2 separate regions of the Homo sapiens genome follow, and region 2 is linked to region 1. A link is an interaction called in ENCODE POLR2A ChIA-PET data of the cell type or tissue named here. Cell type or tissue: OCI-LY7. All regions are shown on one strand. Each heading gives the region's core, and the rest is flanking DNA. Links, peaks and the distances in the headings are about the cores only.

Evidence for each region. Peaks named below come from ENCODE experiments on the same cell type or tissue, not always from the same donor. Only the 100,000 strongest peaks of a DNase experiment are listed, where the experiment ranks them.
Region 2: POLR2A ChIA-PET joins it to region 1 with 14 read pairs; 2 of 35 experiments call an interaction of 5 or more read pairs at or near these places.

The regions. Positions count from the first base shown.
Region 1 is chr6:156,838,433-156,850,705 of GRCh38, forward strand. The region is part of intron 2 of ARID1B (AT-rich interaction domain 1B); the gene reads left to right. Among named protein-coding and RNA genes, the nearest start is that of MIR4466, 65 kb to the left of the region's middle. In OCI-LY7, for the core only: no CTCF peak of the experiment used is centred there; a DNase peak (open chromatin) is centred at 7,519; H3K4me3 peaks cover 175 bases; H3K27ac peaks cover 1,207 bases.
Region 2 is chr6:156,761,547-156,773,819 of GRCh38, forward strand. No RefSeq gene overlaps it. Among named protein-coding and RNA genes, the nearest start is that of ARID1B, 9.7 kb to the right of the region's middle. RefSeq lists an enhancer at 6,322-6,381 and a silencer at 11,969-12,263. In OCI-LY7, for the core only: no CTCF peak of the experiment used is centred there; a DNase peak (open chromatin) is centred at 6,835.

The DNA of each region.
Region 1 (12,273 bases), core at 2,717-10,716:
TTCAGTCTGAGATGCACCACAGAAAAGACAGCTGTGCAGGGATGGTTTTCCAGCCTGAGCTGCCAACGATAGCGAGAGCGTACCTGAAAGCAAGAGCTCTTAAAACGCTCTAAGTCACCGAAGCCTGTCGGTGGGAATGGGAGGATGGGGGAGGGATAGCATTAGGAGAAATACCTAATGTAAATGATGAGTTGATGGGTGCAGCAAACCAACATGGCACATGTATACCTATGTAACAAACCTGCATGTTGTACACAGGTACCCTAGAACTTAAAGTATAATAATAATAATAATAATAATAAACAAAAAAAACCGCTCTAAGTAAGGATTAGATGTTTCTTTATAATCAGTATCATAATCATTGTTTCCAAAGAGAACTGGGAAAAGGTAAAGCCCAGAATAATTATTGGCCTATGGGATCTGTGACCTCAGATACTCTCTTAAAAGGGTCAGCCAACAAGGAGGCTTCCCTTTTTTTCAATTAGTATATTACCTTGAGATTTCCAGTAGGATCTTCAGGCATCCCAATAGTCATTTTCCAGACATCTTAAGGATTTACATCTCTGGAGGTTCTCCTCAGTGTCCTGGGCTTCATGGAGAAATAGGGCCTGCCTTCTTTTCTTCCTACTTGTGGGTCCTGTGCCATTCGTTAGGGGTCATGGAGATGACAAGGTCTTACTCTTCAGTAATTGGCCAAAATTTGATGGTTAGTGTCTTAGTTTCTTTTCTGTTGCTGTAAAAAAAATCACAGACTGGGTAATTTATAAAGAAAGGAAATTTATTTCTTATAGTTCTGAAGGCTGAGAAGTTCAAAGGCATGGTGTTGGCCTCTGGTGAGGGCCTTTTGCTGCTTCACAACGTGGTGGAAGGCATCACAGGGTGAGAGGGTAGTAGCGTGCTGGCTCAGATCTCTCTTCCTCTTCTTATAAAGCCTTGAGTCCCATTGTAGGGAACCTCATTCTGATGACCTTATCTAATTAATTCCTGAAGTCCCTACCTCCAGTCAACATATGAATTTGGAGATTAAATTTTCAACACATGAAATTTAGGGGATACATTCAAATCACTGAGCAGTTGGGGAGAGGAGGAAAGACTAGAATCCCCTTCAGCTGCCAGGAAGAGCTAATCTCTTTCTCCCCTAGTGTCTCTGGCTGAGTTCTCACCCATTCTTCTTCCTCCTTGGCGTCAAAATAAAAGGATGGGAAGAGTGATAACTTAGTCACATCACTGGCCCTTAGTCTTCATGGCATCTGATGTATCACAGCACACTTCCAGGAATGGCGGTTAAGGGGTGCTTCACTGCACATACGCAGCAGGCCGTGAGAGTGATAAGCACACAGTGGAGAGTGAGACATGAGGCTCCAGGAGGGATTCCAGCTCTGACCAGGAAATCACCACTGCTGCTGAAAGCCACCAAGGTCTGGCAAGGAGCATCATGCAGTGTGCTTACTTCCAAATCAAACTCTGCTATGATCTAACAAAGAATTTAAGTCACGTGAATGCACGCAGGCTGCAAGAGAGGCTGCGAATTTGAGTTCGGATTTCTAAATTTCGGAGGCAGAACTTTGTGGTTGTTAACTCTTTGTAGGGAACACAGAATTGTTCTCGACAGTTCCAAAGTTTTTCTTGTGTAGAAATTTCCCTCTTCAGTGTCGCCTCCTGTAGTTTTCCTGTCTCAATACCTGGTAGCTTCTTCCTTCCCACCGTCTGGGCCACAACCCCTCCTCTGTTTCTCAGCCTTTAAATCTTTTTCTTGGCTTTTCTCAGCCTTTTTCATCTGTTCTGACCTTTGCGTTTCCTTTTCCTCCTGCTGGGAAGTCTTGCAGGGCTTGCTATCTGAGTTCCTTGAGACATTTCTCTGACTTAAGTAAAATTGCACACTCCCACTGCCTCCTGCCCTGTTCTGTTTTCTCCAGCTCTCTTATCCCCTCCTGAACCTCACTTGTCTGATCCTCCCGTTAGAACATATGGCCTAGGCCGGCAGGGACTGTTTTCCACGGGTGTGGACCCATCGTCTAGAGCCGTACATGGCATTTCACAAACATTTCCAAACTACTAATGAAGAAGTTGCCGAATCCTAGACTCTGGCCAGTGAAATCTGTCCAGCTTGATGCAAAAATGTCTGTGTGCTTTAGCCGTGTTATCTGCCACCCATGGTTCGCTCCGAGATTAGGCTCATTCTCCAAAGCTTTCATAGTTTTCACTAGAATCCCGGTGCCCAGGTGCTCTGAGAACAAAGCCTGCAGACAGCTATGGGGCTGTGTTTTTAATGCTGCTTTTAGATTCCTAAGGAAGTTTTGATGCCTGAGAGATTGTTCTAGCTGAGTGGTTTTCTGTCTTGCTGTCTTGCTGTGTCATGTCCGGGGTCTGTGTTTCTTCCTCTCTGATTCTAACCCCATTGAGTAAATTGGAGATGGCTGCTACTCTGCTCTAAGGCCCATTATGTCTCAGAATGATCCCTTGCACTGGGTGTAATACCTCAGTCTGGAGAAGGTTGAGTTGGATTTGGTGTACCTGTGATGGGAGCTAGGTTCTTCATCCCAACACCAGTCATTCAACAGTGCTTACTGAAGAAAGTCCCCAAGTAGTTAGGATGCCGTACATACAAAACAGATGTTTTTCTGTTAGGGATTTGCTGCTGGAGGGAAGAGAGTTCTACCACATGTGGTGGAAGAACAGGGCCTGGAAGATGGGCTTTGAGCCTCTGTAGTGAGAGCACAGTTCACATCCATGTTTGTGCTGGGATCACGGAAAGGGCTTTTGATGGCATTTTAGTTCTCTGTCGCTGATCATTTGGACCCAGACTTGATTTTCACAGTGCTTTATGGGGGCTGCTGCCATTATGCATACACTGCATCGTAGCCCATTTCCAAAGCAGAGGTCATGGCTACGGCTGGAATGAGAGTTGCACCTCGGAGTAGAGGAATGAAATTTAGGTTGAATTCTTAAAAATCATCCCTGTGTGCTTTATTCTAGTTGAGAATCTTTGATAGACATATAATTTTGATGATGATGATGACAGGAATCTAGTGCCTTCATGTAAACTGTCACCATCACAATTGTCTCCTCTCTGGACCCAATTTCTTATTTGTAAATATGAGAAGTTGCCTCTGGATGACAGTAACAATAACAGCAATCTCTGTGCCAGGTCTTATGCTAAGTACTTTTACATGGATGTTCTCCTTTAATCCCTGCCATGTTTCTATTTATCTCCATTTTATGAATAGTAATAGTAGCTCATGTTTATTGAGGGCTTACTCTGGGTCAGGCACTTACTTGTTTTGCTTGTTTTATATGGATTAACTCACCCAGTCCTCATAACAGCCTCTGAGACAGGCATTGTTATATAGTCATCCTCATTTTACAAATGAGGAGGCTAAGGGGAGGGGTTACTCAGGCTGTTCAAATTTACATGCCTACTAAGTGCTATAACAAGCATTTCAGTTCCTTAGCGCCTGAACTCTGGGCGCACGCTAGCACTGTTTTATGATTCTGGTAAAGCTGGAATCCTTGTAACTGACACTGGAGTTCCTTTGAGTTTTTAAATAATAAGACTGATTATAATTAAAGTAGCCTCATTTTGACATTGAATATTCGTTTCACGTAAAGTCTTTTGTGACCTTTAACAATTTGAAAATTGAATGTTACCTACTACGTCTATCACACTTAGAGGAATTTTTTTGAGGGGAAATTCACATAACATAAAATTAACCACTTAAAAATGTACAGTTCAATAATGTTTACTGCAGTAATAGTGTTGTACAACCACCTCCTCTGTCTAGTTCCAACATTTTCACCACCCCCAGATGAGACCCCTGGATTCATTACGTAGTTACTCTCTGTTGTCCCTCTTCCCCCCAGGCAACTGCTAACCTGCCTTCTACCGCTGGATTTACCTGTTTTTGATGCTTCATGTAAATAGAATGATATAATATGTGACCTTTTGTGTCTGGCTTTTTTCAGTTAGCATACTGTTTTCAAGGTTCATCTCTTGTGGCACGTTCCAGCACTTCATTCCTTTCTATGGCTTAATAATCTGTTGGATATATGCATCACATTTTGTTTATCCATTCATCCATTGATAGACATTTGGGTTGTTTCCACCTTTTAGCAATTGTAAATAGTGCTGTTATGAACATTTGTGTACAGGTATTTGTTTGAATACTTACTTTCAATTATTTTGAGTATATACCTAGGAGTAGAATTGCTGGATCATGTGGTAATTCTATATGTTAACTTTTTAAGGAAGTGCCAAACCATTTTCCATAGTGGCTGTACCATTTTACACTAGAAACAGGATTTTATCATTGGTCTGTTATTTACTGAGACTCTTAAGTGCCAGGGAATCTTGCCAAACCCTTTTCATATATCATTTCCTATAATTCTCGCCAAATCCATGAGGTAAGTAATACTACTCACTTTGCCAGTGGGGAAACAGAGGTTAGGTAGCTTGCCCAAGCTGATACAAACTCTAAGTAGAGAATTCTGCCTTTCTATTAGATAGTAGCCTTAAAGATCCTCCAGACCAGCCTTGCTGTGTGTGCAACACATTCCACTGGTGTTAGGCAAGGTCATTTTGGGTGGCACATAGACACAGCATTACATAACCTGGAGTTCTAGAGTAGGGTAGTTGTTCTCTCATTGGTGTTAGTACGCGGTAGCACCCTTCCAACACTTCATAGTGCCTCCCACCCCATTTCCTTTTTCTGAAGAACAGGCCTGTGTCTATACCTTGGGCAGCATCAATATCTGGTTAGAATGTAACCATTATTGTATTGTCTTCATGGTATTCATTTTTTCTGGTAATCTTCTGTTTATGACGAGTAGTATTATTTTATATATATGGTAGTATGCAAAGTTTTAAAATACAATTTTTAAATTAAAAAGTGTTTCACTGGAAAGAAAAACAGTTCATGCTGTAAGTTAAGCTTACTTACTTTGAGTTTAACTCAGCACATGTATTTTCAATGTCTACAGTTGTTCAGTCCTGTACTAGTCATGGGGAAATACCAAGACAGCCGTAACTGGGGCTTTGCTCCAGAGGACCACGGCAGGGACACTCTGCAAAGAGATATGCTGAGTAGTGCGCACAGGTAGGGATGTTTACCCTGGGGCTATGGTAACACCGAGGGGCACACCTGGGCTGGGATAAGGACAGGAATGTAGGGGGGGTGTTAGGCTGTATATGTGAATCCAGACTGATTCTAATAATAATATGTATTTACTAAATTTTAAAAATTGGTATTTTGCAGTTAGATAAATGCCATTATCTCATGTGTCCATTGCTATCCATAGCTATTGTTTTGGTCGAATAAATTGAGAGAATATTATTAAGGTCTTTGACAGTTTGCTCACTTAGTTGTCATCAGATGTTTACTGGTAGCCCTAAGTGGGTGAACTCAAAGTACATCATGGGAGCAGACACGTACCAGGTACTTGGATGCAGTGTGAGGAGTGCTGGGTCAAGATCTATGGACTATACTCTGGGAACACCTGAAGCTGCATGGGGTGGGGAATAGGTGCCCCTAGACCTGGATCTTGCTGTAGGAGTTTGCTGGGTCTGGGGAGAGAGGCATGTGTTCTTGGGGAGTAGGTAGAGTGTGCTTTTCAAGTTCAATTAGATTGTAAAGGGGTCTTTGTGAATTTTACAGAATTTTTCACATTTTCAGTTTACACATGGTTATGAGCATAGAATCAAGCTTTCTCCCCTTCTTGCTTCCAAATTTTCCTTTCATCTTTGTTCTGCTTTGGTGCTTCGATGGATCAGTTCAGAAAGCCACAGGGCTGCCGCTTACAGGCTGGCTGGATCTTGTTTGATTTTTTGTTTTGTTTTGTTTAAGAAGAGAAACTGTTTCTTCATACTTGGAGCAAGCGCTCAGGCTTCCAGAGTGAAGAAAATTCCTACTCTGTCTGTGTATCCAGAGAGGATGGAAGTGCAGTATGTCTCTAAACATTGTTTTGATAAGTAGACTTTTTAAAATTGGTATATGATTTCTATTAACCTTACTTTCTTCTGTATCAGAGTGCATCATGCAATTATAGCACCTCTATGGCAGTTAAGTTTATATATAAAGAATTAACATTTTGCTTTGCAGTCTACATTGCTGGTGACTTTTGCCTTTGGAAATAGGAACTTGCCAAAAATCTAAAGTAATGTTCAGGCAATATACTCAACACTCTGAGTGTTTGTTCTGGTGTGTTTAACCTGGTGAAGGATGATAGGGAAATAAGTAAAGAAGTGAAGTTTTGAATAAAAACTGACTGCCTTGCCCTGTATTTCCTTTTCCCTCTATCATCTTTCCATATTATAACTTTTGGTTAAATCAACTTTCAGTGTTTATGTTAATGTAACTATAAAATAACTGTCTGTAGTTGAGTCATGGACTGCAAGTATATTTCCTTACTGTACAACTTTCTGTTATCCAGGAGTTGATAACTGCCCATTATTTTACGTTTTAAGAAATGTATACATCACCAGTTTATCCTCAAGCTCTGATAGAACGGTGCACTTCCTCTCAAGATGGTGGAACCCATTAGTTACTTAGACTCTGAGTGAACAATTTTTCATGTTCATGGATGACCATCATCTTTTGAATAGCCTTCCCGTGTCTGGGGAGATGTCCACATGTAAAAAGCTCTGTCTCCGTAATTTAGGAGACATCTTCAGCCGGGGATGCATTCAGGTGGCTTAAGTTCTTTTAATTAGACCAGCCATACTGGACTTTTATTTGGAAGTAAGCACTTTGCATGTTGTTCTTTAAATTTTGTGTGGCTTTCAGCAGCAGTGGTGATCTCCTGGTCAGAGCTGGAATCCCTCCGGGAGCCACCTGCCGCATTCTGCATTCTGTACTTTATTACCCTCCTGGCCCGCTGCGCATTCGGAGTAAAGCATCCCTTAACTGCCATTCTTGAAATTACTTTGACCTCAAACCCTGTTTTCTGAATTCCATGTCTTGTCTTTATGTAATCCTCGTTTTAGTAGGGTTCATCCTGTAGTAGCTTTGTAGGAAGGGTGCAGGAGATGTGCGTGTCTCTGCTTGTCAGAAAGGTGGCCTTAATGGGTGGATTGGCTGAGTGTAGAATTCTAGATTGGATATAATTTTCCCTCAAAAACTGTTGTTCCCCCACTGTCCTCTGAGCTTCTAGCATGTCTGTTGAGAAGTCCAGGGCCCCTTCTTTGGTATGTCACTGATTGTTTTTCTCTCTGGAGACTTTAGAAACTTGATCTCCTTGATTTCTAAAATGTGGATGAACTTTGGAGTTGGTATTTTCCATCCATTTTGCTAGACTCATTCAGTATTAAACTTGGTGCTATTTTTTTCTTCGTTAGGGGAGGGTATTATTCCTTTGATAATTACCATATCTTTATTTCATTTGTTCTTACTATCTATGAACCTTATTAGTTGGGTGTTATAAGTCCTGGATTAATTCTTTAATTTTTGAAACTTTTTTTCTATCCTCCTTTCATCTGATTGCTTTTTTTGTTGTAGTTCCTGGCAGATGTTTGTTCTGTTTTTGTAGTTTCACTTTCCATGAACTTGTTTTGTTCACCAAATTTTTCTTTTTTATACCATCTTACTCTTATTTCGTGGCTACAATGGTTTATCTTGCCGACGACAATGTTGGGATTCTTTTTGAAGGGCTCCTCTGCAGTGTTCCTGGTCCATATTTCCTTTCAGCCCTTCACCTATACGGTCTTTCTGGTTGGAGGCTATTTTTTTTGTTTGTTTGTTTGTTTTTGAGACAGAGTCTCACTCTGTCACCCAGGCTGCAGTACAGTGGCACAATCTCCGCTCACTGCAACCTCCGCCTCCTGGGTTCAAGTGATTCTTCTGCCTCAGCCTCCTGAGTAGCTGGGACTACAGGTGTGCACCACCACACCTGGCTAATATTTTTTTTTTTTTTTGTATTTTTAGTGGAGACGGGGTTTCACCATGTTGGCCAGGCTGGTCTCAAACTCCTGACCTCGTGAACCACCCGCCTCGGCCTCCCAAAGTGCTGGGATTACAGGCTGAGCCACCGCGCCTGGCCAGAGGCCTTCTTGAGGTGTCTGGTGGTCCTTCGCTTTCTGCACATCTGTAACAGCCAGTTCTGAGAACCGATCGGCACGTTGTGTGTGTGGACGGGGCTGCGGTGGTGGGGAGAGGATTGGGCCATCTTGTTGGCAGACCCTAACATGCTGCTATCTCCCCCTCCCCAGTAACTAACTCATCGTTGACTCTCAGAGGAGAAGTCAGGGTGTCTGGAGAGCTGGAGGCTGACTGGGGGACGGGCCTGTTACGTGTTTTAACTGAGTCCCCGTTTTCCATGGACTCGCCTGCTGTGGCCCCTCCAGATGGCAAGTCCTCTTGACTTCCTACAGGACAGGTGGGGATTGGGAAGGGGGATCTCTGAATTGCTCCCTACAGATTGTTTACCCAGCCCCCCGCCACCCTCTGATTCCTGTCTTTGGGGTTCTGCACTTTAATTAGCTTGCTTCTTATCCTGTCACCTAGAACAGATTAAAACTTTAATTATCACTTGTCTTTCTGCTTTTCTCCTTCCAAAATTTTTTTGACCTTTCTTATCTGTTACCATCTCACCTCATGTTTTCTTTGCCCTTGTGGTATTTGTTTTTATTTCTTTACTGTCATTTTAATGGGGTCCCATGGAAGAGTAGAGAGAAACATGAGCATTTAATCTGTCTGTTTACCAGAAACCTCTGCAAAGGCATCTTTAATAAGCAGTTTTTTTTTTTAAACCAACCTGTTTTCTAATAGGTTTTAATACTGTGCTATCTGGTAATGTGCCAGAGTTTTCAGTGTCTCAAGGAATTGGTAGACTAAGAATAAACCTAAGAATAAATGAATTAAACAGCACAACTGGAGCGTCTCTGGCAGGGAACCTGGTCTGAGGAGGCCATGTAAGGGTGGGGTGGCCTTTGTTTAGATTCGCCAGGAAAAGCTTCAGGGAACTCAGGAAGTGCTGCTCAGGGGAAAGGGTCTCCCAGCTGTGTTTAGGACCCAGCGAATGGGAGATCTGAAGTGGGAAGGCCGGCCAGGCTCTCCCACCATCCAGAGGCAAAATGAGGTCTGGGTCTGTAGAGAACATCCCCAGTGAAGGGTAAGAGAGGAGAGTCCAGCTGAGATAGACGATGGGAAGGAAAGAGAGTTTTGGAGGTTTCTTGCAGATGAGAGCAGATATATTTTAATGAGGATGAAGATGATCCTAGTGTTGTAAATGTTAAGGATATCTTGAATGTGTTTACATTTGGTAGTTATTAACACACGTCTGCAGGTAAACATGATTTTTCTGGTTATCCTTTGCCTTTAGGAGAGAAAAAGAGGCAAGTTAAGTAAAGTATTTTAAGGTTATATTTAGTTCGAAAAGAAATTTCTGACTGTAGACCCGGCTCTCTGCAGATGTGGCTTGCTCTCCAGGAGTCACAGAACCCAACTCGACCTCCTCCCTGGAAGCCCACCAGAGAATCCAATAAATAAAACAGTCAGAGCAAGGGTGTTGTAATTGAGACCCCACCTACCTGGCCTTCCCCTTGCCCTGTCACTGGACAGGTGATACTAAGCATTCATATTTAGAATCGTGATGGAGACTTTGCCAGTCTTCAGTCCTCAAGGAAAGATGCAGTGGTGCTCATTTAAGGCAGAAAATATAACTAATGTCTGTGTTTCAGTGTAATTTTTAACAATAAAGAATGAAACGGGAAGAAATTTCCGATTAATACTTATGAACCCAGAAAATGAAGTTAGTCATTGTAGCATAATCCTTAGCTCCTCAGCCTTCAGTTGTACTGTTGCTGTATTTGAGCTTTATTGAAGAGAACAGCTTCACAGTATCTGTATGTGTGGCCCAGTGCCAAGACCAGTGTGAAACTAAAAACAACAACAGCAAACTGTTAGAGTAATTATAACAAAAGTCAAGTCTGTAGCCTTATGTGTCAGGAATAAAGAATAAGAGTTCAGTTTATTTGGCCAGTGTTTGGTGTTCACATTGCTGTTTATGTAACTCTACATATGGTCTTTCAAAGTGATCGTGCACTTCCAAAATGAAGTATCTACCCACTTTTATCAGCTTTCCCAAATGTTATCTTTTAATGTCTTCATCACGATTAGAACACCCATTAGTAATTAGGATAACTCAGGAAAAGGATCTTCCATGTGGACCACCATCCTGGCTGGAGGTTGTTATTCTTCTCTGTGCATTTTTGGTGCCCTGGATTTGGCCTGATCCTCAGGCCCCTTTAAGTTAAAAATACCCGGTGTGTGGTCTGCCAGCTGGCCCAAGGCCAGGCTTTTTATAGCCTTGTCTGGCCTGGGAATGGAGCTTAGCATGAGGGGAGGTGCCGGGGGGCCTTCTCTGGCTTGGTAGACCAGAAGTGTGGGGAGGCCCTGCTGCCTCGCTAAGTCTTAGCTCTGTCATCATAAATAAAAGACGAGTCATCTGATGGCAGTCCCTTTCTTCTCTGATATCTTTTGGTAAAATATTTGTTACAATAACCAAGGAGACAACTTTGAGTAAATTTCCCATTATTTTTGAAGCCTGTTGCCCCTTCTGCCAGGGAGAAACTTCACCGCCTGGGTCCATATACTTTCACTAATTAACTGAGCACCAGGTTCCTGGAGAAACATATTTATTAAATGTCAAAAATTTGGGGACATTTAGTCTTCATTTTTGGTCTTCTGTGTCCAGTGGCATTTTTCCTAAATTATGTCCAGCATTTCCTTGAGATTATGTATGCTATTTTTTATTCTAAATTGTTGCCTCGATTCTTCTGAAGGTACTCACGTGTTACCAGGGTTCTTCCCTCTCCTCCCCTGGGAGTACTTAGAAAACCATTTTTGTCTCCCTTCCTTCATGCCCTCTTCCCTGGAAGAGTTTTATATACTAAATCATAGGGTTAAAGTAATAAATGCCATTGATACCTTGCTTTGTTTTGTTATTAAACATTGGTAAGGAATTTGGTAAAGTGAGGGATAATGTTACAGAATTGTCATTACAAATAATTTTCAGGCTATACCCCACAGTCAGCCAACATGTGGGACCCGCTGCTAAGACTTAAAATATTAAATAGCAGAATGTTAATTAATTCATAGAGAGAAGCATCTGCATTTACGTAGTCTAAAAGAGTCAAAATTTAAACACCTCTTTGTGTAAATCGTTACAGTCTTTGCATGTTTTTCTGTCCCAGAGAGCAGACAATCACATTCATTTTCTCCTTCTTTTCTTGTTCATTACTAGATGGAAGGGGCAAAAGAAGAAAAAGACAAATATTTGGGTGCTTTTCTGTGCTGGGGAGGATAGCTTTTTTGGTTTTCTTTTGTTTTTAAAGCCCTTAAGGACCGTAGTTGGTAAGCCAATTGTCACAGTTTGGGTGGACCCTAAGGAGGGGAAGCCGTGTCATTGGCCCTGACACTGATTATTGAAGGACAATTGTTCACTTTCTCTCTCGGATTAAAAATGCATGAAAGCACCTTTTTGACACCGGGCTTTCTGAAACCCAGTGCTGTCTTTTTTTGTAATACTCCTGTGGATGTTTTTGCACAAAGTGGCACCTGTTAGAGCTGGAAGTGTTCTTGCACGGCTGTCTTTGATCTAGTAGCCCTGGACAACTTTAAGCACATAGTTACTAGATGCAGGCCCGCCCAGCCCCGGGAGAGCATATCTGGCTTGCACGTATTTAAGGTGATGTGCAGAAGAGAACTGGACCAATTGACAGGCTGCACTGTACACAATTACTGTGTTTCCCATTTGAATTATCACTTCATTTCTGAAAATGGAAAAGATGGGACGGAATGATAGGAAGTTTTGAGAATGCTACAATATATGATTAAATTGGAGACTCTTTTTGACTGGACAATATGAATCTGTATTTTTATTATTGCATTTTGGGTGATTTTGGACGCCAGTATTCTTATTTAGGATTGAATTCTCACATGAAATTGTGTAAATATTTTTCTTTTTGAGGACCTATTTCTAAAATTAAGCGGCTTTTTTGAATTTGTATTTTGAATTCCTAATTTTGTAGGCTATGCCACTTTTAAGACATAAGTGCCTAAAAGGATGAAAAGTAATAGAAAGTAGAATGGGGAAGTGGAAACACTGGAATCACCCCTTGCACTGAACGCATAGTAATTTTTAATGATCACAGAGTGGCTCTTCGTTGTAATTAGTGTAATTTCTCAAACAAGCATTTAATGTATAGGCAGTTTAAGCATTTTTTTCTTTCTGAAAATATGTTAGACTAATATTCTTTCAGAATTTCTTCTGGGAAGAAAG
Region 2 (12,273 bases), core at 2,676-10,675, 77 kb before region 1:
AAAATTAGCTGGGCATGGTGGCGGGCGCCTGTAGTCCCAGCTACTCCGGAGGCTGAGGCAGGAGAATGGCGTGAACCCGGGAGGCGGAGCTTGCAATGAGCCGAGATGGTGCCACTGCACTCCAGCCTGGGCGACAAAGTGAGACTCCGTCTCAAACAACAACAACAAAAAAAAAAAAAAAAAAAAAAAAAAACACAAAAGTTTCTCTTATACAGAAGGAAAGAAGAAAGGAGGAAGGAAGAAAGGAAGGAGGGAAGGGAAGGGAAGGGAAGGGGGAAGGAAGGGAGGGAAGGAAGAAGGAAAAAAGGAAGGAAGGGAGGGAGGAAGTGAGAAAGGAAGGAAGGGAGGGAAGAATAAAATCTAATAAAGTTTTACCAAATATAAATACATTTTTATATCTGTTCTTCATACCTAGCATTTCCCATTATTAATTATTGGTAGTCCTAGATATGCTGTGGTGTGAGTCAAAAATGTAAGAGCCAATTATGACAGAACAGCCTGGCAGTATGTGACCCTCGAATTGGACCCATCTATTGAGTTGGGGACAAAACGACAGCACCAAATTCAGCCCAGGCCATGGTGAGAGATGCCTCAGCGCAGGCTTCACCCGGGACCTGTAGACTGCGGCCGCAGGGCTTCCCCAGAATGGGAACCAGCTTGAGACTCCTCCAATCTCAGATTCTCCCTTTACTGGTTGTATAACCTGACACAAATTCTTTTTTTTTTGGAGGGGGCGGCGGGGGATGGAGTTTCTTGTCGCCCAGGCTGGAGTACAGTGGCATGATCTCAGCTCACCACAACCTCCGCCTCCCAGGTTCAAGCAATTCTCCTGCCTCAGCCTCCTGAGTAGCTGGGATTACAGGTGCCCGCCACCACGCCCGGCTAATTTTTTGTATTTTTTTTTTGGTAGAGACGGGGTTTCACCACGTTGGGCAGGCTGGTCTCGAACTCCTGACCTCAGGTGATCTGCCTGCCTCGGCCTCCCAAAGTGCTGGGATTACAGGCGTGAGCCACCGCACCCAGCAACCTGATACAAATTCTTTTACTTCACATTTTCCAGTATGCTTACCTGTAAAACAGAGATATTATCTACCTCATAGGATCCTTAGGAAGATCATATGAGGTCACAAATGCAGAGCCCATGGCACTGTGCCCTGTCACACCGCGAGCACTTGACTAATGTGAACTGTCAATGCAAGCAGTAGGCGTCAGGGCGTGTTCAATAAGCAGGGAGCTGATATTTGGCAATCCAGGCAGGCTGGCAGCATCATATACAGTTTTCAGCAGGTAACAAGATGACAGCAATGAACCAAGAGTTGAAGGACCAGATCCCAGTCCCAACGGAGGTGGAAGGATAAAATAGACATTGTGGCAAAAGCAAAGAAGAGCCCCAGGCTCAGGAGAATAGAGTAGGCAGGATTCAGTGGCTGGGGCTCAATCCTAAGAAACAAGACAAGGATGTGGTTAGCAAAACTGTTGGACAAAGTGAAGACTGGGCCTTGGCTGAAGGTACAGCACAGAACTGGAGGAGCAGTGGCAAAGGAGAACGGGTGTCCATTCTCAAAGCATCTAGACATAGCTTTGGAAATTCACTGCATGTCACCCTAATGAAGCCCCGTTAGCTGACTATTGGTCCCGGAGCCAGCGTAGGGGAACTTGCTGGAGATGATAAATAAAATATTTTTAGATTTATTTGTTTATTATAAAAGAAATTAAATCAGATCCTGACCGAATAATGTAATGCCAAGAAGCATATAACATATAGCATCTTATACTTGAGTTAACAAAGTTAGAAATTAAAACAAAGTATCTAGAAAATACATCACAACTCAGCTACAAATAGCCTATTTTTAGACCCATCATGCTAATAACTTTATTTCTCTGTAGTGCAAGGAAATATCTAATGTCTATATCTAATAATTGTAATAGTCTGAGCTCTTTGGCAGTATAGAGAAAAAGCATTTTCAACAGGGGTTTTAGTTATTTTTTTAAAAAAATCCCAAGGCTGGGCACGGTGGCTCATGCCTGTAATCCCAGCAATTTGGGAGGCCGAGGCAGGCGGACCATCTGAGGCCAGGAGTTCGAGACCAGCCTGGCCAACATGGTGACACCCTGTCTTTACTAAAAATGCAAAATTAGCTGGGTGCAGTGGCATGTGCCTGTAGTCCCAGCTACTTGAGAGGCTGAGACAGCAGAATCTCTTGAACCCGGGAGGTGGAGGTTGCAGTGAGCTGAGATTGAGCCACTACACTCCAGCCTGGGTGACACAGCTAGACTCTGTCTCAAAAGATAAAATAAAATAAAATAAAATAAAATAAAATAAAATAAATAAATCTCAAGTCTGTAGGGTGGCCACACAGCCTTTTTGCATGCCATTTAAAAATTATATATGTGCTCTGCATTGTACAACTTTTATTTCCCCCATGTTGTCTAGAAATTTTCCCCATGTTGATATCTGGAAATCATTAAAGCAATCCATGATGGCTGTTTCTAGTTCTTTGACTCTTGCTACGTGGAGCAGAGAACTTTTCTTCTATAATGTCCCAGGGCAAAATTCCACATTTCAGAAGTAGGGCTCCTGGGGAGGCCCTGTGGGCTTGGGGTTCCCTAACTACGAGAGCAGAGTACTGGCATAGGAGGGTGGTCGCCTCACGTTCTCCCTCCTGCAGAGACCACCCTTGCAGTATGTTCAGACGAGCAGAGTGACTGGCATGTGTCTTGAAAAAATATGGCTCCAGCAAGTGATGTTCTGAAGTCATTGCCCACGTTGTGACACGAGGATTCTGCTCAATTTCCCTAGAATAATGGATTGATCAGCCGGGCTCGGTGGCTCACACCTGTAATCCCAGGTCTTTGGGAGGCCGAGGTGGGAGGATCACTTGAGGTCAGGAGTTTAAGACCAGCCTGGCCAACATGGTGAAACCCTGGCTCTACTAAAAATATGAAAATTAGCCAGATGTGGTGGTGCATGCCTGTAATCCCAGCTACTCAGGAGGCTGAGGCAGGAGGATCACCTGAATCTGAGAAGTGGAGGTTGCAGTGAGCCAAGATGGTGCCAGTGCACTCCAACCTGGGTGACAGAGAGAGACTCCGTCTCAAAAAAAAAAAAAAAAAAAAAAAAGAAAGAAAGAAAGCAAAACAGAAGAGAAAAGAATAATGGATTGATTGCTAAGAACATATCCTCATGCATAGGGGCCTTGTGCCTGCTCAGGAAGTGTCGGGAAAGCTCAAATATATCAGTCACACTGGTCCCCTGCTTGGAGGAGCAGGCATTGCCCCAGTATTGCTCTAACTGGTTTCAGAGGTCATTCGTTCAGTGGAGGACCAGGTCCTAGGTTAGGCCCTGGATATGCAAAAATGTGGGGGTGCCCTTCTGGAGCACCCTTTTTGGGGTTGGGACATGAACACTCACAAATATTTACACCATAATACAATAAAGGCTAAGATCGTGATGCCCACAAGCTGGTTTCATAGCTCTGAGGTGACTATTCCATAGGGCGTGTGGGAACTGTGATCAAGGAGGGCTTCACAAAGGCCAGTGATATTTGGGCCGAGTTTGGAAAGATGGCAGCTTCTTAACAAGCAATGGGAAAGAACACAGGAGGCAGCAAACGTAAAGGCGGAGAGGCGTGAGCAAGCCCGGTGGGGCAGGGGTTAGCAGTGGAATTCGTCAAGGACCGCTTCTCAGAGAGGGCTAGTAGTGAGCCTGACTTGGGAGCAGTGGCTGGACATTTGGGGGAATGACACGAACCAAGGCACAGAGAGAGGAACCAGCAACAGTGGGTGAGGGCGGAGAGGCCAGGGCCGTCCTGAGGGGCACCATGGTGGACTGGAGGGCCACGGGGCAGTGAGGCCTGAAAGAAAAGGAGCAGATAGGGGCTGCCTTAGGGTTGGGAGGCTGTGGCTAGGAGGACAAGAAGTTGGTGAAGGAAACAGAAAGTGTGGAAGAAGCTAGAATGGTCTCAGGGAAATCAGGGAAGGGGAAAAATAATTTTGAGACTCACAGAGTCACCGGTGGCCACTAACTGGTCCATTCGCCACAGGAAACTGAAGTCTGTCAGTAGGTGCCTCTTTCAGGTGGAGGACCGCCATCTGCCCTTGAGACTTCCATCCCACCCACACCCCTGAGTCCTCCCGCACATATCTGGCACTTAGAAGGGCTTATATCATGTAAACAGACCTCCTATCTCAGCTCTAATCCGCAGGAGTAGAATTAGTTACAAAACACCACGCTCCAGATATCAATACATATTTCTAAAAGATGGAAGCAGGGGAAAGCCAAGAAAAGACAAGAGGGTTTTTCTAGAAGAAAGAAGGTAATGAGAAATCAGAGATGGAAATTTTCCAGGAACCAGATGAGGCTAGAAATTAGAATGTGGCAGGGGTTATGGAATAAAATGGAGTCAGTGGGGCCAATTGTTTAAGGAATTTCTCTCTGGAAAATCAGCAAGGAAGAATACTAATTGGAAAGGCTAAGAGGGTCTTACTCATCTTCTACAGTTTTATGTTTGTTTGTTTCTGAGACAGGGTCTCTTGCTCTGTTGCCCAGGATGGTGCATAGTGGCATGATCATGGCTCACTGCAACCTCAACCTCCCAGGCTCAAGCAATCCTCCCAGCTCAGCCTCTCAAGTAGCTGGGACTGCAGGAGTGCACCACCACACCTGGCTAATTTTATTTTTTATTTTTTTTGTAGAGACTGGGTCTCATTTTGTTGCCCAGGCTGGCCTTGAACTCCTGGCCTGAAGTCACCCTCCCACCTAGGCCTCCCAAAGTGTTGGGATTACAAGTATGAGCCATCGCAACCATCCATCTTCTACAGTTTTAACCTCAAGCCTAAAATTGCTATGACTTCCATGAATTATCTCACATTAGTAAGAGGATCTAGCCTGGCTAATGATACATGTATCAAATGATAAATTATAGTTTGTAACATTGTTTTTTTCCTAGACCCAGTGATGTCTTTAGTAACCATGTCTGGCTGTGTCTCTCGCTCTCTCTCTGTCATTCTACCTCTCTCATCCCTCCCTCTTCTTCCCCACTTCTGTTCCCTTCCAGTTTCTTCCTTCCTTGTCCTCTTCTCCACATCACTGTGGGTGACATGGACTCTCATATCTGTGCATGAACCAATCCTTGTCATTGCAGCCAAAGGGACCCACGTGGGCCCACATGGTAGGGTGCAGGTTCCAGAGGCCTAGGGCCAGCAGCTTCCTTTACTTCCCTCTTCCCTCCTGCCTTGGTACCAGCCTCCTTTTGTAGCGGTAGAGGATCTATGGTGCTTCGTCATCACCTCTAAAGTAAAAATGTTCTACATCATCCCCTGTCCTATGTAGCCACAGAATCATGGCATTAACTTGGGCTTGCCTGGAAAAGAGCCCCCCCTACTGCATGACCCTCCTTCTCAGTACCCATCTCCATCTATCAAGAGTCTATCATGCCATGGTCAGCGGTGGCAAACCCTGGGATTCCAGCTTTGAGGGAATGGGTTGAGGATCCATGAGACTGAACTGTTCAGAAGGAAAGAAAAACTTTTCCAATATTTAGGTATGTTCTCCTTTTCATACCTTCAGCTCATTAATATCTAGGGCTGGGTCTGAGGGGATATTGTGCAGGAAATAGACTTTGTCCCCACCATTCAGCCTCCCATTCACTGAGGTCCCTCCTCCTGCTTCAGCCCACCTTCTTTCTGGCATCCACATCCTCTTTCTCATCTCCTCTCCTTCATCAAAGCAGGCTTTCAGAAACAGATCCAAAATATGTTCATAAGAAGGTGTAAATAACTGATACAAGTTTAAGGTATTACTTGTTAGAAGCAAATTTGTATTTTGACAAGGCTCAAAGCCTTTGCGGAAAAGAATAAATCCATAAATCTTTAATGGAGAAAGTTTAATTACATAGCAGGAGAAATGCTTGGGGTTGAGTGGAGTATACCTGGTTTTCCTGAAAGCATACAACACACATCTATTCTACTTAGACATTAACACACACACACACACACACACACACACACACACACACACACTCCTCAAACCTTATCTGTTTAATTCCAGGCAATATGTTAAGTACTTACATATACTTTCTCATTTAATTCTTACCCCCAGAAATTGTACGAAGTAGATATTTAGTGTCTCACGTACATCCTGGTACACACGAAGGTCAGCACATTGCCCAAACTTGCACGGCCTGTAAACATGGAGCTGGGATGCGAATCTACCCTCTTTCCACAGATCATGAAGCCCCCGGCAGGAATACTCCATCCTTGTGGCGAGGAGGAGTAGTTTTCCTGTTTGCCTCCTGGGTTGCTATGTTAAGGAACATGTAGAGCTTTAAGTACCTTTTCTTGTAAGTCATCTTTAAAAGGCCTCTTAATCATCTTTGTTTTTCTCTGAACTCCCCAGAGTCTGTGTGTGTCATCCTCATAATGATTTGCTTGAAATGAAACACAGTGGCCTGGTCTATTTTCACTTTTCAGCCTATGCAGGATATAAAAATAAACAGCATATGGTGAAAAGTTAATGAGATTTAAAAAAATAAGTTCACTTAAAATAATCCATGGGGTTTTCTACATGTGTTCTTGGTCTGGTTTCAAAAACCACAGGAGTTTTACTATGCTTTAGAAAAGGGTAAATATTTTGCATTGTTTCTATTGGGGTCAATGGGAAACCAATCTTGTAGAATCAGCACTAATAATCATGTTGTTTGTAAACAACTGCCATGCTAGACTAGTACAGACCAAGCCTTACTGTTATGTGCCCAAGCGTTAAAACATGTACATAGCAACTCTGCAATGCTCTCTACAGTTGCGAATCTCATGCCTACACAATAGTCCCTTAGCTAACAAGAATGAGGAAGTCTACCTGGAGGAAGATGGTAAGTCAGACAGACTTCCTTTCTTAGAGCAGTAGCCCTCTGAACACAGCTGGAAACATGTTACCTTGATAGGTAGAAACCACCTTTTAAGAAAAATGCTCTCTGCCTTATTTTTGTATTTTTTGGTGGGGGGCGGGGGGCGGCGTGCAGGGGGACAGGGTCTTGCTCTGTCACCCAGGGTGGAATGCAGTGGTACAAACATGTTTCACTGCAGCCTCAGACCTCCCGGGCTTAAGCGATCCTTCCACCTCAGCCACCTAAGTAGCTGGGACTACAGGTGCGTGCCACCATGCCCACCTTTTTTTTTTTTTAGAGATCGGGTCTTACTATGTTTGCCAGGCTGGTCTTGAACTGCTGAGCTCAATCCTCCTGCCTGGGCCTCTCAAAGTGCTAGAATTACAGGTGTAAGCCAACATGCCTGGCCTTCTCTGCCTTTTAAGTAATTTTTTAAGTTAGGAATCCTGTATTTATTTATTTTATTGAGACAGGGTCTCACTCTGTTGCCAAGGCTTGTGTGCAGTGGTGTGATCACTGCTTATCGCATCCTCCAACCTCCCAGGCTCAAGTGATCCTCCCACCTCAACCTCCTGAGTAGCTGGGACCACAGGCACATACCATCATGCTTAGCTGATTTTTGTATTTTTTGGTAGAGATGGGGTTTCGCCATGTTGTCCAGGATGGTCTCAAACTCCTGGGCTCAAGCAACCCACTCGCCTCAGCTTCCCAAAGTGCTGGGATTACAGGCATGAGCCACTGTGTCCAGCCTGTCTTTATTTTAAATGACCAGCATAGTCATTGCTGCTTTAGCTACATCAGTTCTCTGCTCTGAAAGAAACAATTAATTTGAAAATGCATGTAATAATTTTATTTGCATGTTTGGATTCAGCCATAAAATTATGTTGACAATTGAGCCCCCACTGTGGGTTCAGGAATGTTCTGAGTGTGGTAGACAATATAACAGAAATTGAAGACAGGGACTTTGTCCTTGAGAAATTGATCCATCCAGCTAGGGAGATGAAAATTACCTTAATAAAGTACAGTTATCAAACACTTCTGGTGTGCCAGGTGCTGTGCTCAGAGCTTTGAAGACCTTATTTCACTGAATCCTCAGAAACCTGGGGAAGTAAGCACTACTGCGATCTGTGTGTTATACAGGAGTAAACCAAGGTTTGGGATGTTTACAAACTCTTCAAAGGGTTGTTGTGAGGATTATGTGAGAAACCATAATGCATTATATCAGTTGGGTTTACATGTGATTTTCTACAAAAAAAAAAAAAAAAAGAAAGAAAAAGGGGGAAAAAAGACCAAAACAAAGCAAAAAATACCAGAAGCTTAAACAAGACAGAAGTTTATTCTTATTTCTCATACACGAAGTCAGGAGGTAGACAGCAGCTGAGCTGCCCTGAGCAGCTCCGCTTGAGCGTGTGGACGTACTGACTTCCAAGGGAATATGCAAAATGTCGATTTTTTTAAACAGGTGGTCATGTGCCCAGCTAAACACTGGGGCTTCTGTAACTAAAGGTGGGAAGAACAGATATTGGGTTAGTTAGGCAACTTGCTTCTCTGCCGTATGTATGCAAAGTGCCAGACACGGGATAAACATACTAAGTGGTATGTAATAACAGTTACAAAGCTCAATGCAGCCTAGAGGTGGTTTGGTTCATTGATTAAATACAACTCTTTGTGTCTGAGGTTTTCTCTTTTTTACGCTTGTGCACTATCCCTAAACAGGTAAGTGAATGAGAACAAGGGAGGGTGTACCGCAGGCCGGGGGCATCCCCATCCCCGCTTGGGCCAGCTTCTCCTTTACCTTTTCCAGAGATTCGAGGTGGTTTGCCCTAAGGTTTCACACCTGTGTGAAGGTGGCAGGAAGCAGCCAAGTCATGATGCAAAGCAAGGACGCTGCCCAGGCCTGGGCATTTCAGCTTCTGCTTGCCTCTCCTGCTCCCTCTCAGCACCTGTGAATGACAGCTCAGGTCTCTGGCAAATGGGAAAAACCCAGGACATGCCAGTCACATTGGACAAGACATCCTCTGTATCAGTGACAACAAGCAAGACGCCCCTCATGCTGTGCAAGCAGGTGGCCCTGAGAAAGGGTTGGTTGTAACTCATGGTTAGGTGTCTTGAATTTGGTCCATTTATTTTGAAAGGTTTTCCATGGATCATCTCAATCTCACAAATTCCTAGATAACAGAGAAGATGCTCAGGCTACAGAATGTTCCCACTGTGTGGAGTTGAGGAGTTGTCCTCCGCCTCTTAAACCTTGAAGCTTGCTTTTTCTTTTGAGACAAGTTCTCACTCTGAGGCCCAGGCTGGAGTGCAGTGGTCTGATCACAGCTCACTGCAGCCTCGACTTCCTAGGCTCAGGTGATTCTCCCAGCTCAGCCTCCCAAGTAGCTAGGACTACAGGCACATGTGACTGTACCTAGCTAATTTTTTTTTTTTTTTATAGAGATGAGATTTCACCATGTTGGCCAGGCTGGTCTCGAACTCCTGGGCTCAAGCTATTCGCCTGCCTTGGCCTCCCAAAGTTCTGGGATTATAGGCATGAGCCACCATGCCCAGCCTGAAGCTTTCTTTAGAGCTAAGTTTCTATGGTGAGCAGGGTTGGCTTATCAGAGCAGGGCTGGGAGAGCAAGCTGGGTAGGACTGATGGGTAGTGTGGAATGGTCTGGACGGCAGGGATAAAAGCTGGAATCTCCAGTTGCTTCATGCCAATATGGTTTGGGCAGGAAAGGGTGGAGAGGAAAAAGAGGAAAGAGAAGGCCTCGGCCCTGCCATCCTCTCACCTCCTTATCTAATCTACGACCTCATTCTTCAGTGTTACCTCCTCACTGTCTCTCTCATGGAGGCCACTGCTAGCATACATGGAGCTTTGTGTAAGTTAGAAAAAGACACCCCATTCTCCAGTGGACTCAGCTCTGTGCCAGGACTCAATGAGTAGCATGCAAGGCCCTGGCTGAATCAGAGCCCCCACCCACCTCCTTGGCCTTGAGCAGTGAGCAATCTGCACATTCTGAAGTAGTGGACTCTGTGGGGTCAGTTCACTTATCTCTATCCCCATAGTCCCTCTGGTCCCCATACAACTCCACCATCTCTCTTTTCTCACTTGGGCTATGCGCAATCATCACAGATAATTAGGAGAGCCATTTATAAAGAGGCCTACATTTAGACGCGGTGTTGTTGCCAGGTACAGTTATACATTTAGTCCTAGAGATAACAACAACTAGATTAAAAGATGTTCTTCATGTTTTTTGCTTTTTAGGTTGGGATCTATGATCAGCTCACACTGCCCTATGAATTAAAAAATAAATAAATCTTAAGATTTATTCTGCAAAAGGCATATTTGTATAGCATTGTATTCTTGAGTCTGTACATTAGGAATTTAAAAATGTAAACATTAAAATAAACATTTGTATGCTCCTCTTTTATGGTTTTAAAAAATATCATAATATCCTCAGAGCCGCAATAAATGAGAGTGGCCAGGCCGCCCTGGTCCCAGAGGTTTGAGCCCCGACTCCCGGGACCTGCCGCCCGATTCCAGCTCTGGCCGCACTGCCAACATGCTGTCTTCCTAGCAGTGGTTTCTTGCTATAACCCAGATCTGATGTCAGCCCCCTGCTTCAATGCCCTGGTTACTTCCCACTGCTTTTGGGTCACAAGCCCTGATTTAATTGGGCCTGGGACAAGCATGGTGGTCCCTGTCTCCCAGCATGCCTGCCCTCACCCTGCTCTCCAGTCCCACTTGCCTCCTGCCGTCTGCGGCACTCTTTCCCTTCTTTATTTAATGTTTTCTCCTCTTTCTTTAGTGTTCAGCCCAAGTCACATTTCCTCAGGGAAGCTGTCCCTCAGCCCCCAGTCTGCATCAGGCTCCTTGGCTATTTCCCTCATAGAACCCTGTACCTTTCCTTCAGAACCCATTGCTTTGTAACTCTCCATTAGTGATCATTCAATGAATGATCCGGTACATTCAATGTGGTCAAGTGTTATTAGTTTTTGTTGTTCACTCCAGTGCCCACAGCACCTAGCACAGGGCTAGGGCAGAGTAGGTGATAGACAGTTCCTTGTCAAATGAATAATTGGGGTTGAGGCAAGGAGTCCCCTTCCCAGATGCTCCTTGTGGGTTATGCTTTGGCAGGGAAACCTTTTGGCATGTCCGGTCCTTGAGAAAGAGGGTCACCTATACTACACAGAGTACAGCTTGACACAGGTGTCACCTGAGGGCCCAAGAAGATGCCAGGGAGAGCTCACTGAAATTTAAGTCTTAGAGTTACATGTTGCAATGTAACTTCAAGTTAGAGAGAGAAAAAAATTCTTTATATTTAACTTGGGCATTTTTAGGGGAATGGGTTAATAAGCAGATTCCTCAATGAAATTATGTCATTTTGGTATGAAAAGCATATAACCAAGTCCTTTGGCCCTGACCAAGACAATTAGATGACTGTCATAAACCCTTAAAGGTGCTCACTGACTCGCATAATGAATTAGAAACCAAGTCATCAGGTATAAGCAAGGTGAACTAAAAACGAGGAATGCGCTCCATTAATGCACGAGTTATTGTTATTTGGGACTTACTGTTTTTGAAACATAGTCTTATTCTCAAAGTTTACCTGTACTATAAAGCAATTAATCATTATCTGTGAGAGACCTAGAAGGCCTTCAGGTAAGTTCCTGAAACTTTTCTAGAAAACTGAGGTGATTCAACTGCCAAGTGACTTATTTGTATACCTGATTATATATGCTTACTACCCAAATATTTATTTTGAGGAACTAGAGTGGAGTTACCTATGCAGGACCTTTAGCCAGCCAGGCAGCATGTTATCACTAAGAACGGCCACAAAGATGACTACATGATGTGATGTAGAATACTGAAAAACACTGGTAGGTGCTCAGTAAGTGATTTTCACTAATGGCAAAATGATTGAGGACAGTACTGGAAATAAAAGCAGCCATTGAACACACATTTGTCTAAAAGTTACAAGAAATTTATAAATGAGGCTGTGATAAAGTCATTCAAAAGCGGACAGTCCAGGATAAAATAAAAAGTACAATGTATTAAAATGTAGTAAGGTGTTTCTTAATGTATTTCACTGGTGTTACTATGTTTCTAAGGAATTTGGAGAGAAACTGTAGTAGCCTGATGTTAAACTTAAGGTTCTGGAAGTCCAGACTCCACAGTGGTGGGTTCCAGGTGTCAAGTCGGAGTTGTGTCAGCGGGAGGATTAGGGTCAGCTGCCCGCTAATGGCAGCCAGCAAGCCTCCGCTGCAGGAAATGCTGCGGGATGGGGAAGGTCTGAGCTTGCTTCTTTACTGGCCAAATCCCATGTGACATTGAGGGGCAGACCTTAGTAGGTATGAGTGATTGTTAATTGTTTATCTCCCCTATGAAGGACAGGACCAAGGT